Linked DNA regions of Homo sapiens: region 1 is linked to region 2. Evidence: chromatin contacts called from ENCODE POLR2A ChIA-PET data. All regions are on one chromosome and are shown on one strand. Each heading gives the region's core, a stretch centred on a gene start or an enhancer-like site at or near the end of the contact. The rest is flanking DNA. Distances are from core to core; before and after follow the strand shown. Region 1 overlaps GFOD2 (Gfo/Idh/MocA-like oxidoreductase domain containing 2). Region 2 has its middle 16 kb from the start of RIPOR1.

Region 1 (6,783 bases), core at 1,876-4,375, 180 kb before region 2:
GAGTGCAGTGGCACAATCTCAGTTCACTGCAACCTCTACCTCACGACTTCAAGCAGTTCTCCTGCCTCACCCTTCCAAGCAGCTGGGATTACAGGCACCCGCCACCATGCCTGGCTAATTTTTGTATTTTTAGTAGAGGCAGGGTTTCACCATGTTGGCCAGGCTGGTCTCAAACTCCTGACCTCAGGTGAGCCACCGTGCCCGGCCTTAATTTGTATTTCTAATTAATGCTGTCTAATGACTACTGATACGGTAAGTTATAGTAATTGATTTTATTTTTTAAATTAAATTTAATTTTTTTTTTTTGAGACGGAGTCTCACTGTGTTGCCCAGGCTGGAGTGCAGTGGCACGATCTCAGCTCACTGCAACCTCTGCTTCCCGGGTTCAAGCAGTTCTCCTGCCTCAGCCTCCTAAGTAGCTGAGACTACAGGCACATACTGTCATGACCGGCTAATTTTTTTGTATTTTAGTAGAGATGGGGTTTTACCTTGTTGCCCAGGCTGGTCGCAAACTCCTGAGCTCAGGCAATCTGCCCACCTTGGCCTCCCAAAGTGCTGGGATTATAGGCGTGAGCCACCGCGCCTGGCCTAGTTTTTATTTTTTTGAGGCAGGGTCATGCTCTTGTTGCCCAGGCTGAAGTGTAGTGGTGCAAAAATGGCTCACTGCAACCTCCACCTCCCAGGCTCAAGTGTTCCTCCCTCCTGAGCCTCCTGAGTAGCCACAGGTGTGTGCCACTGCACCTGGCTTTTTTTGTTTGTTTTTTGTAGAGACAGGGTTTCACCATGTTCACCAGGCTGGTCTTGAACTCCTGGCCTCCCAAAATTCTGGGATTACAGGTGAGCCACTGCACCTGGCCTTTTTTTTTTTTCTTTTTCAGTTAAACATTTTGCTATCCAGGCTGGGCGCGGTGGCTTGCTCCTGTTACCCCAGCACTTTGGGAGGCTGAGGCTGGTGGATCGCTTGAGGCCAGGAGTTTGAGACCAGCCTGGCCAACATGGCAAAACCCCTTCTCTACAAAATGTACAAAAATTAGCCAGGCGTGGTGGTACACATCTGTGGTCCCAGCTGCTCGGGTGGCTGAGGCACGAGAATCACCTGAACCCAGGAGGCGGAGGTTGCAGTAAGCCGAGATTGCGCCACTGCATTCCAGTCTGGGTGACAGAGTGAGACTCTGTCTCAAACCAAACTAACAAACAAAAAAACACCACATTCTCCTATCCAATAGTAGTTGATTTTAGAATGTTGAGCCAGCCTTGCATTCCTGGGATTAAACCCCTGTTGGTCATGGTGTATTTTTTTTTTAATTTTTATTTATTTTTGTTTTGTTTTGTTTTTTAGAGATGAAGTCTTGCTCTGTTGCCCAGGCTGGAGTGCCAGTGGTGCGATCTCAGCTCACTGCAGCCTCTGCCTCTTTGGTTCCAGCGATTCTGCTGCCTCAGCCTCCTGGGTAGCTGGGACTACAGGTACCCACCATCACGTCTGGCTAATTTTTTGTATTTTTAGTAGAGACGGGGTTTCACCATGTCAGCCAGGATGGTCTCAATCTCCTAACCTCATGATCCGCCCGCCTTGGCCTCCCAAAGTGCTGGGATTACAGGTGTGAGCCACCACGCCCAGCCACATTGCTAGATTTAATTTGCTAATATTTTGTTGAGGATTTTTGTGCCTAAGTTTATGAGACGTATTGGTCTATAGTTCAGTTATTTATTTTATTTTATTTTTTTGGCTCTCCCACCCTGCTGATAATCCCAAATCCTAGTGATAACTGTCTGCTCCATTTCATTCCCTCCATTAGACCCTCCTTATGTCTTACTTGATATCCTAACTGGTTCTCTGTGTCTAATGTCTCCTAAACTCTATCCTACCTACGTCTTTCTGCCAAATTAAAGAAAAAAAATGCAGGCCGGGCACAGTGGCTCACGCCTGTAATCCCAACACTTCGGGAGGCCGAGGTGGGCAGATCACCAGAGGTCAGGAGTTCGAGACCAGCCTGGCCAATATGGGGAAACCCCGTGTCTACTAAAAATGCAAAAATTAGCTGGGCATGGTGGCGCACACCTGTAATCCCAGCTGCTCGGGAAGCTGAGGCAGGAGACTTGCTTGAACCTGGAAGCAGAGGTTGCAATGAGCCAAGATCACGCCACTGCACTCCAGCCTGGGTGACAGAGCAAGACTCCATCTCAAAGAAAAAGAAAAAGAAAAAAAATCCAATGGTTCTTATTGCTTACCTGCATTAGTCAAGGTCTAGACAGGAAACAGTCAGTGTACTCAAAGGGTTAATTAAAAACTCTTTAATGAAGGGATTATTCACAATAGTGTGAGTAGTAAAGGAAACATACAAGGGATAGTGGAGCACCCAGGGACTGGCAAGGTAGTGTCCCCACCCTAGGTGCAATGACGGAGTGGGGATGTGTCACTGGAACCCAGCAAAAGCAATGGCCATGGGAGAGAGGGGTCCTCTAAAGGAGCTGTGACCTTGGTTAAGGAACACAGCTCTGCCAGAACCATATCCTGGGAGGGAGAGAAGGCAAAAAATAAACACCTTGGCCTTTCCTCCTGCTCGCTGATCTCTTCCTGGTTCTTTCCCTTGGCTGGACTCAGATGGAAGCCAGAGGACCTGGAGCCCAGGGCTTTAGAGACTGACCTTCTGACTCCAGAGACAAAAAGCAGGGCAGAGAGGATCAGGTAGGGAAGGAGGAGCAGACCAAGAATACTGAGCACACCCACCTGTCAAAGTCCAAACTCTTGAGATTAACACTTTACGCCACCAGTTCTGGCTCCTACTCACCTTGCTGACTTGTCACCCCTGAAATTAGGACTTTTCATCTTTTTATGTCCCACAGCTCCCTCGTTAGCTCCTCAGAAAAGGTGAGACATTGACCAGATTAGTATTGGTTTTGAACAGTGGATCAGAGGCAAACAGTCACCCCCAGAGCAGACAGTGGAAGGAACTTGCCTGGCTCACACTCATGAGGAAGGATGGAAGAAGAGTTGCTCCACACATGCACATGTTACAAAATGACTCTTTTTCTTTCTTGTTTTTATAGAGGCTCAGAGAAGTGAAGTAACCTGCTCAAGGTTTCATGCTGGTTGTAGCAGGTCATGCACACAGCCAGGCGTGGAACCCTGGGAGAGTTACCTCACCTCTTTGAGCATGTTTTCTTATCTGTACAACAGGGTTGCATGGAACAAGGGACAGACTAAACACTGGCTGCCCTATTATACTCACTTCATATTAGCTCAGAATTATGACCCTCATATTTCTACTCAACTTTTGAAGAAGAGACATCTAAGTCAGTCACAGATAGTTAACAGATATCTTTTTTTCAGAAAAAGATTCCCTATGTACTGACTCATATCTAATTGGCCAGGCCCAATTATAAGTATTCTACAAATATTAACTCAATCCTTAAATCCCCTGTGAGGTAGATAAAATTTCCCCATTTTACAGATGAGGAAATGGAGATACAGAGTGACTAAAGGACTTACCTGAGGTCACCCAGCTGGAAAGTGACAGAGCCAGGATTTGAACCCAGGCAAGGCCTTGTCAAATTGTATATAGCCTGTCCTGCCAAGGCACACTTCATTCCTGACCAGCATGTGGTGATGGGAAATGTATGTGGTCTTGGCAGGACTGGGTTTGTGGAGATCTTTGGAGGCATCTGAAGGATATGTGCAAGGATGTTAAAGACAAAGAGTGGGGAAATTTTAGGGGTGAGAAAGGGTAGCCACTGAAATTAACAAGGAAAACCAGCTCTGCCTGCTTGGGCAGGAAATACCTAGTCAGCAAGCCTGCCTGCCTTCATGCCATCTGGCTTCCTCGGGGGCCAGCCAATACCCCTTTATGGGAGTTGATGAAGCTTCCCTTTGAGTCAGTGGCAGTAAAACAGGTTATTAAAAATTTTTCGGCCGGGCGCAGTGGCTCACGCCTATAATCCCGGCACTTTGGGAGGCTGAGGCAGGCGGATCACGAGGTCAGGAGATCCAGACCATCCTGGCTAACATGGTGAAACCCCGTCTCTACTGAAAATACAAAAAATTAGCCGGGTGTGGTGGTGGGTGCCTGTAGTCCCAGCTACTCGGGAGGCTGAGGCAGGAGAATGGCGTGAATCCAGGAGGCAGAGCTTGCAGTGAGCCAAGAGCGCGCCACTGCACTCCAGCCTGGGTGACGGAGCGAGACTGTCTCAAAAAAGAAAAAAAATTCTAGTCCATTCTGTTGTTTTAAGCTACCGATACTTATATATATTTTTCACTTCATATTGGCTCAAAATTATCATCCTCATATTCCTACACAGCTTTTGAAGAGGAGACATCTAAGTTGGTCATAGATACGTAATAGATCATTTAAAAAAAAAAAAAAGATTCCCGGCCGGGCGCGGTGGCTCACGCCTGTAATCCTAACACTTTGGGAGGCTGAGGCGGGCAGATCACGAGGTCAAGAGATCGGGACCATCCTGTCCAACATGGTGAAACCCCGTCTCTACTAAAAATACAAAAAATTAGCCAGGCATGGTGGCGGGCTCCTGTAATCGCAGCTACTTGGAAGGCTGAGGCAGGAGAATCGCTTGAACCTGGGAGGTGGAGGTTGCAGTGAGCCGAGATCGTGCCATTGCACCACTCCAGCCTGGGCAAAAAGAGCGAAACTCGATCTCAAAAAAAAAAAAAGGGTTCCCTATGTAGTGGATACATACATTCCCTATATATACCCAAATACAACTAGGGTGAGAAGGAACACGGTGTGAGAGTGGAGGAGGTGTGCCCTGGGCATGAATTTAGAGAAGACATGGACTGTGTCTCACTCCCTTAGCCCTGTAACAATTAGTAATTAATGACCAACAAAATTTGGCTGGGCACAGTGGCTTATGCCTGTAATCTTAGCACTTTGGGAGGCCGAGGCAGGAGGATCACCTGAGGTCAGGAGTTCGAGACCAGCCTGGCCAATATAGTGAAACCCTGTCTCTACTAAAAATACAAAAATTAGCCAGGTATGGTGGCGCATGCCTGTAATCCCAGCTACTCGGGAGGCTGAGACAGGAGAACCGCTTGAACCCAGGAGGCTGAGGTTGCAGTGGGCCAAGATCATGCCACAGCACTCCAGCCTGGGTGACAGAAATGAGACTCCGTCTCAAAAAAAAAAAAAAAAAACTTAAGTAGAATCTCACTACTTACCTAATGCTGCATGCTTGACACTGTCAAGCTCCTATAACAGCCATAACCTGTAAATAACCAAGACACCTGTAAAAGCAGACAGTGACCAAATAGCCGAAGGGAGTCCAGGACATGAAAATTGTAGAAGATAACTGTGTGCTTGACCTGTTTTCTAAGAAAACTAGTAGAGAAGCCTGTAGGGGCAGAATTAGCAAAGAGAAAAGAGAGAGATGGTGGCTGGGCTCAGTGGCTCATGCCTGTAATCCCAGCACTTTGGGAGGTCAAGGCGGGTGGATCACCTGAGGTCAGGAGTTCGAGACCAGCCTGGCCAACATGGTAAAACCTTGTCTCTACTAAAAATACAAAGATTAGCTGGGTATGGTGGCGTGTGCCTGTAACCCCAGCTACTGAGGTAGTAGCTGAGGCAAGGAGAATCGCTTGAACCGGAGCGGCAAAGGTTGCAGTGAGCCGAGATTGCACCATTACGCTCCAGCCTAGGCGACAGAGTGAGACTCCGTCTCAAAAAAAAAAAAAAAAAAAAAAAGAGAGAGATGGAGAAAGTAGAAAAGGAAAGCAAGGTGACTGAGTGGCCACAGACAGTTTACCATCAGAAAGAATGAAAGCTGGTTAAAATAAAACAACCCCAGTGAGAGTACAGGAGGCAAGCCAAGCTTCACAGTCACAGAGAGTGGAGACAAGAGGCACGAAATTGGCAGGGATCTGGAGTTAGAGGCAGCCCAAGTCATGTGTAATTTAGTGGTTCACAAAGGAACAGGTGTACTTCAGATAGAATCGAGCAGTACAGGATGTTATACTGGGCTATGCTGACAAACCATCCCCTACTATAGACATTTTCTTAGTCCAGTACACTTGTGTCTACAGTAGGAGCAAAAGAGATGCTGGGCTTGAAAATGAAGTTGAGAAAACAATTTCTCCAGCCGTGGTGTCTCATGCCTATAATCCCAGTGCTTTGGGTGGCCGAGGTGGGAGGATCACTTGAAGCCAGGAATTTAAGACCAGCCTGGGCAACATAGTAAGATGCTGCCTCTATATTAAAATAAAATTAAAAAAAACTTTTTTATTAAAAAGCCAGGCTCAGTGGGTCACGCTTATAATCCCACCACCTTGGGAGGCTGAGCTGAGAGAATCGCTTGAGGCCAGGAGTTTGAGGCCAGAGTTTGAGACCAGCCTAGGTAACACAGTGAGACCCCATCTCTACAAAAAATAAAAAATTAGGCCAGGCTCAGTGGCTCATGCCTGTAATCCCAGCACTTCTGGAGGCCCAGGCGAGCGGATCACCTGAGGTCAGGAGTTTGAGACCAGCCTGGCGAACATGGTGAAACCCTGTCTCTACTAAAAATACAAAAAAATTAGCCAGGTGTGATGGCGTGTGCCTGTAATCCCAGCCAGTCAGGAGGCTGAGGCAGGAGAATCGCCTCAGCCTCAGAGCTCGGGAGGTGGAAGTTGCAGTGAGCCAAGATTGCACCACTGCATTCCAGCCTGGGTGATAGAGCAAGACTCTGTCTTAAAAAAAAAAAAGTATGTCCTAAATGCCACTGGATTATGGGGGTTGGTTTTTTTGTTTGTTTGTTTGTTTTTTGTTTTTGAGACAGAGTCTTTCTGTTGCTCTGTCA
Region 2 (7,135 bases), core at 853-3,352:
ACTGTTGTTTTTCTCCCTGAGTTTCCACCGGAGCAAGCGGCTTGACAGTTTCACACTAAAACTAAACACTTTCCCCAAGATTCATCCTTCCTTAGTTCCTGGAATCTGCTTTTCATCTTTCTTGGCTTAGAAAGCCAGTGACTCATTTACTGATCCAGGATTCACTTCTCCACTGGAATTTCTTGCAGGAAATCTGAGAGTGGCAGGTGACATCATTTTTCACTCCGCCTGCCCCCTCTTGTCTCTGAATTTACTTATCTAAAACTCCAGATTTGTTGAATTGTAAGAGGCAATGGAGTTGTTAGTTTTTCCTTTAATTTAGGTAGCCCTCATTACACCACGGCCCTGTACTCCTAGGGGCTCACCCCAGGGCCTTTGTAGAGCTTCCAAGGCCCCCAACCTCCAAACCTTACAAAATCACCTGTGTTTCCTTGCTAAGTTTCCACATAATGACAACAACTGGCTCTCACTGGAAATCTAGAAAGCCATAGGTTTATTTCTAATGTACTTTCAAAATGCCAACCCTTCTCACCCTTTCTAGCTACCCAGAAATCACACATACACACAAGTACAATTCCTAATTTGTAATAATCTAAAAGCTCAAATGAAAATTATAGAGTCCATAGCCTGAACATAGTCAGTGTTTATGCTGTGACTGAAATGACCTAGGGGTTTGGTCTAGGTCCTGCTGCTCGCCACACAGAAAGCCAATCACTGAAACGAGTATTGCCAGGAAAGAAGGCTTTATTCATGTATTGCAGCTGAGATGAGAGATCAGTCTCAAATCCGTCTCTTTGACTGAACGAAATTAGGGGTTTAGGCCAGGTGTGGTGGCTCATGCCTGTAATCCCAGCACTTTGGGAGGCGGAGGGGGGGCAGATCACGAGCTCAGGAGTTTGAGACCAGCCTGGCCAACATGGCAAAACCCCGTCTGTACTAAAAATACAAAAATCAACCAGGCGTGATGGTGTGTGCTGATAATCCCAGCTACTCAGGAGGCTGATGCAGGAGAATCACTGAACCCAGGAGGCAGAGGTTGCAGTGAGCCAAGATCGTGCCACTGCACTCCAGCCTCAGTGACAGAGCCAGACTTTGTATCAAAAAAAAAAAAAAAAAAAAAAAAAAAAAAAAAGGCCGGGCGCAGTGGCTCACGCCTGTAATCCCAGCACTTTGGGAGGCCGAGGTGGGCAGATCCCCTGAGGTCAGGGGTTCGAGACCAGCCTGGCCAGCATGATGAAACCCCATCTCTACTAAAAATACAAAAAATTAGCCAGACATGGTGGCAGGTGCCTGTAATCCCAGCTACTCAGGAGGCTGAGGTGGGAGAATTGCCTGAACCTGGGAAGCAGAGGTTGCAGTGAGCCAAGATCATGCCACTGCACTGTAGCCTGGGCAACAAGAGCGAAACTCTGTCTCAAAAAAAAAAAAAAGATTTTAAGGGTTTATATAGCAGGCTAGAAATGTGATCTTGTATGGGAAAACAGGAATTAGGGAAGGGCAAGGAAGAGGAGTTGGTCAATAGGAAGCAGGTGGCTGGTTAGGCAGTTATTTATTTATTTATTTAGAGACACATTCTTACTCTGTCACCCAGGCTGCAGTGCAGTGGCGCGATCTTGGCTCACTGAAACCTCTGCCTCCTGGGTTCAAGTGATTCTTGTGCCTCAGCCTCTCAAGTAGCTGGGATTACAGGCATGCCACCATGCCTGGCTAATTTTTGTACTTTTAGGAGAGATGGGGTTTTGCCATGTTGGCCAGGCTGGTCTCAAACTCCTGACCTCAGGTGATCCGCCTGCCTCAGTCTCCCAAAGTGCTAGGATTACAGGTGTGAGCCACTGCACCCAGCATGATTAGGCAGTTATGATGGGTATGGGGTCTGGTAACATATTGTCCAGATGCAGTGATCTGTAAAGTTTCAGTTCCTTGATACTACCTGGGAGGCCTGATGGTTGGTTTCCTGAGAAAGGAACTAATCAATAGATCGGAGCAAGAACAGAGCTGTAGGGCTATAACCCCCGTGAACTGAGAAGACCAAGTGAGAAGTTCCCAGGAAGTCCCAAAAGGAGAGCAAGCGTAAACATGCACCCACAAGGGGGCGTGCATTTACTGTCTTTCAATTAAAAACAATTTTTTTTTTGAGTCAGCGTCTTGGTCTGGTGTGCAATGGTGCAATCACAGTTCACTGTAACCTCCAACTCCTGAGCTCAAGCGATCCTCCCGCCTCAGCCTTCCAAGTAGCTAGGACCACAGGCTCGTGCCACCATACCTGGCTAATTTTATTTTTTAATTTTAATGATTTTTTTTTTTGAGACAGGGTCTTGCTCTGTCACTCAGGCTGCAGTGCAGTGACATGATCATGGCTCACTGCAGCCTCAACCTCTTGGACTCAAGCAATCCTCCCATCTTAGCCTCCAAAGTAGCTGGGATCACAGGCATGTACCACCACACCTGGCTAATTTTTGTATTTTTTTGTAAGACATGGTCTCGCTATGTTGCCTAGGCTCATCTCCCATTCTGAGGCTCAAGAGCTCCACCTGCTTCAGCCCCTGCAAAGTGCTGGGATTACAGGTGTGAGCCACAGTGCCCAGCCCATTTGAGTATATTATTTGGATAAATATTTATTTTACACAGTTTTTTTTTGTAGAAATGGGGTCTTGCTATATTGCCCAGGCTGGTCTCAAACTCCTGGGCTCAAGCAATCCTCCCACCTCAGCCTCCCAAGTAGCTAGGACTACAGGTGTGTACTACCACACTTGGCTCTTTACCCACTTTTGCACTGAGTTGTTTGATTTGCAAATATTTTTTCCCATCCTGTGGATTGTCTTGTCTTTTCACTCTCTTTTTTTTTTTTTTGAGCCGGAGTCTTGCTCTGTCACCCAGGCTGGAGTGCAGTGGCACAATCTCGGCTCACTGCAAGCTCCGCCTCTTGGGTTCAAATGAGGCTACTCCTCCTGAGTAGCTGAGATTACAAGCGTGTGCCACAATACCCAGCTAATTTTTGTATTTTTAGTAGAGACAGTATTTCACCATGTTGGTCGGGCTGGTCTTGAACTCCTGACCTCATGATCTCCCCGCCTCAGCCTACCTAAGTGCTGGGATTACAGGCTTGAGACACCGCGCTACCATACTCAGCCTTTTTTTTTTTTTTTTGAGATGGAGTCTCGCTCTGTCGCCAGGCTGGACTGCAGTAGGGCGATCTTGGCTCACTGCAACCTCCACCTCCTGGGTTCAGGTGATTCTCCCGTCTCAGCCTCCCAAGTAGCTGGGACTAAAGGCGTGCTCCAACACACCCGGATAATTTTTGTATTTTTAGTAGAGATGGGGTTTCACCATGTTGGCCAGGATGGTCTCAATCGCTTGACCTCGTGATCCGCCCACCTGGGCCTCCCAAAGTGCTGGGATTACAGGCGTGAGCCACCACGCCTGGCCGAGTCTTTTCTTTTTAAATTATTTTTAAACTTCTTTTTTTGTTTGTTTTTTTGAGACAGCATCTCACTCTGTTGCCCAGGCTGAAGTGCAGTGGCATGACCATAGCTCCTTGCAGCCTTGAACTCCTGGGCTCAAGGGATCCTCCCACCTCAGCCTCCCGAGTAGCTGGGCCAACAGGTGCATGTCACCACTCCTGGTTAATTTTTTTTTTTTTTTTTTTTTTTGAGACGGAGTTTCACTCTATCGCCCAGGCTGGAGTGCAGTGGCGTGATCTTGGCTCACTGCAAGCTCTGCCTCCCGGGTTCACGCCATTCTCCTGCCTCAGCCTCCCAAGTAGCTGGGACTACAGGCGCCCGCCACCACGCCCGGCTAATTTTTTGTATTTTTAGTAGAGACGGGGTTTCATCGTGTTAGCCAGGATGGTCTCGATCTCCTGACCTTGTGATCCGCCCGCCTCAGCCTCCTAAAGTGCTGGGATTACAGGCGTGAGCCACCGCGCCTGGCCCACTCCTGGTTAATTTTTAAATATTCTGTAGAGATGGGATCTTCCTATGTTTCCCAGGCTGGGCAACATAACAACATAATAACATAACATAAAATAATTTTAAAGGTGATAGGCCGGGTGTGGGGACTCATGCCTGTAATCCCAGCATTTAGGGATGCTGAGGTGGAAGGATTGCTTGAGCCCCGGAGTTCGAGACTAGCCTGGGCAACATAGAGAGCCTCAGCCTCACCTGATCTCCCTTCCTTCTCCTCCCTGGGGTTCACGGCTGGCCACCAGCCTGTCCTGTCATTCCTGTCATCTGCCTGACTCCCTCCTGCACAGAGGTTCAACAGCAGGCCAGCTTCAGGTTCCTGCACCTCTGGCAAAACATCTTGCCTCTTTTTACTTGTCAAAATGATGACAGAATGACTTCAAAGATACATTCACAAAAGCCACCTTCCTATCCCATCACTGAGGCTTCACCAGAGAGCTTACTACCCCAGGGCTGCGTACACCGTCGCCCTCACAGCAGGGTTCTAACTTTGCCTCCCCCATCGCCTGAGAGTGAGATGGAGAGCTCTGGGCAGGTGGACCCCCTCCAGATTAGTTCAGAAAGTCTGCATAACTACAATTGTTTTTTAAAAAAAAACCTTGCAATGTGGGTATAAATTTTTGCCCCAGGACCAGGCACAGTTACTCATGCCTGTAGTCCCAGCACTTTGGGAGGCCAAGGCAGGTGGATCGCTGGAGGCCAGGAGTTCAAGACCAGCCTGGCCAACATGGCAAAAACCTGTCTCTGCTAAAAATACAAAAATCACGGCCTGGCGTGGTGGCTCATGCTTGTAATCCTAGCACTTTGGGAGGCCGAGGCTGGCAAATTGCCTAAGCTCAGGAGTTTGAGACCAGCCTGGGCAACACGGTGAAACCCTGTCTCTGCTAAAAAAAAATACAAAAAATTAGCTGGGAGTGGTGGCGTGCACCTGTAGTCCCAGCTACTCAGGAGGCTGAGGCAGGAGGATTGCTTGAACCCAGGAGGTGGAGGTTGCAGTGAGCCGAGATCACACCAGCCTGGGCAACAGAGCAAGACTCCCTCTCCAAAAAAATTAATACTAATAACACAAAAATCAGCCAGGCATGGTGGCATGTGCCTATAATCCCAGCTACTTGGGTGGCTGAGGAATGAGAATTGCTTGAACCCGGGAGGCAGAGGCTGCAGTGAGCCGAGATTGCACCATTGCACTCCAGTCTGGGTGACAGAGCGAGACCCTGGTCTCAAAAACAAACAAAACAAACAAACAAACAAACAAACACATCAGGCGCAGTTGCTCACACCTGTAATTCCAGCACTTTGGGAGGCCAAGGCAGGTGGATCATTTGAGGTCAGGAGTTCGAGACCAGCCTGGCCAACATGGTGAAACCCTGACTCTACTAAAAATACAAAAAAAATTAGCCAGAAGTGGCCAGGCGCGGTGGCTCACGCCTGTAATCCCAGCACTTTGGGAGGCCAAGGCGGGCAGATCATGAGGTCAGGAGATCGAGACCATCCTGGCTAACATGATGAAACCCTGTCTCTACTAAAAATACAAAAAAAAAAAAAAAAAAAAACCCGGGAGGCTGAGGCAGGAGAATGGCGTGAACCAGGGAGGCAGAGCTTGCAGTGAGCCGAGATTGCACCACTGCACTCCAGCCTGGGTGACAGAGCGAGACTCTGTCTCAAAAAAAAAAAAAAAAAAAAAAAAATTAGCCGGGTGTAGTGGCAGGTGCCTGTAGTCCCAGCTACTTGGGAGGCTGAGGCAGGAGAATGGGGTGAATCCAGGAGGTGGAACTTGCAGTGAGCCGTGATCGTGCCACTGCACTCCAGCCTGGGTGACAGAGCAAGACTCTGTCTCAAAAAAAAAATTAGCTGGGAGTGGTGGCGTGTGCCTGGAGTCCTAGGTACTTGGGAGGCTGAGGCAGGAGAATCGCTTGAACCTGAGAGGAGGAGGTTGCAGTGAGCCAAGATCACTCCACTGCACTCTCCCATGCCTGGAAGACAGAGCAAGACTCCATCTCAAAAAAAAAAAAATTTCTCTTCCAAATACCACCTTTGTGCAAGAAACATCAATCTGAATCTGAATTCCCTTCTGCCAAGTAATTACAGTCATGCAGCACTTAACAATGGTAATATGTTCTGAGAAGTAAGTCCTATTTTATCATTGTGTGAACATCACAGACTGTACTTACACAACCCCAGATGGTATAGCCTACTACACGCCTAGGCTACAAACCTGCACAGCATGTTACTGTGCTGAATACTGTAGGCAGTTGTACCACAACAGCTAATATCTGTTCATGTAAACATATCTAAACATAGAGAAGGTTCAGTAAAAATACAGTATTATGATCTTATGCGACCACTGTCATATATGCAGTCCACTGTTGACCAAATCGTCGTTATGCTGTGCATGACCCCGTTGGGGTCCCCTCCCCTCCTCTGGCTGAGAAATGACCCAGGTCTTGCTTGGAGCAGAGCTTTGGCTTTGTGTCCCTTTTGGCCCACCACTGAGGGTCTGTCACTGCCCACACTCACAAGGCCCTAGAAGGGGCAGCTGAGATAGGACTCAAGGACATTAGTCAAGACTGGTGCCTAATTCTTTTTCTTATTTATTTATTTATTTATTTTTATTTTTATTTTTATTTTTTTGAGACAGAGTCTCACTCTGTCGCCCAGGCTGGAGTGCAGTGGTGCCATCTAGGCTCACTGCAAGCTCCGCCTCCCGGGTTTACTTACACCATTCTCCTACCTCAGCCTCCTGAGTAGCTGGGACTACAGGCGCCCCCCAACACGCCTGGCTAATTTTTTGTATTTTTAGTAGAGACAAGGTTTCACCGTGTCAGCCAGGATGGTCTCAATCTCCTGACCTCGTGATCTGCCCGCCTCAGCCTCCCAAAGTGCTGGGATTACAGGCGAGCCACCGTGCCCGGCCTTTATTTATTTTTTTGAGATGGAGTCTCGCTCTGTTGCCAGGCTGGAGTGCAGAGGCACGATCTCAGCTCACTGCAACCTCCACCTCCTGGGTTCAAGCAATTCTCCTGCCTCAGCCTCCCTAGTAGTGGGGACTACAGGCACGCACAACAACACCCAGCTAAGTTTTGTATTTTTAGTAGAGATGGGGTTTCACCATGTTGGCCAGGATTGTCTCGATCTCCTGACCTCATGATCTGCTCGCCTCAGCCTCCCAAAGT

The links. ChIA-PET counts read pairs that join two places held with the same protein, here RNA polymerase II (POLR2A).
Region 1: POLR2A ChIA-PET joins it to region 2 with 21 read pairs in H1. The contact joins two enhancer-like sites. POLR2A ChIA-PET finds 5 or more read pairs at or near these places in 4 of 52 experiments (CD8-positive, alpha-beta memory T cell, H1, Panc1 and 1 more).

Annotation. Positions count from the first base shown.
Region 1 is chr16:67,693,898-67,700,680 of GRCh38, reverse strand. All of the region lies in intron 1 of GFOD2 (Gfo/Idh/MocA-like oxidoreductase domain containing 2), which reads left to right. Among named protein-coding and RNA genes, the nearest start is that of GFOD2, 22 kb to the left of the region's middle. Within about 2 kb of position 3,125, at least 3 of the 41 ENCODE cell types and tissues checked have a DNase peak (open chromatin) inside an H3K27ac peak, as active enhancers do.
Region 2 is chr16:67,509,503-67,516,637 of GRCh38, reverse strand. No RefSeq gene overlaps it. Among named protein-coding and RNA genes, the nearest start is that of RIPOR1, 16 kb to the left of the region's middle. RefSeq lists silencers at 1,817-1,986, 2,119-2,306. Within about 2 kb of position 2,102, at least 4 of the 41 ENCODE cell types and tissues checked have a DNase peak (open chromatin) inside an H3K27ac peak, as active enhancers do.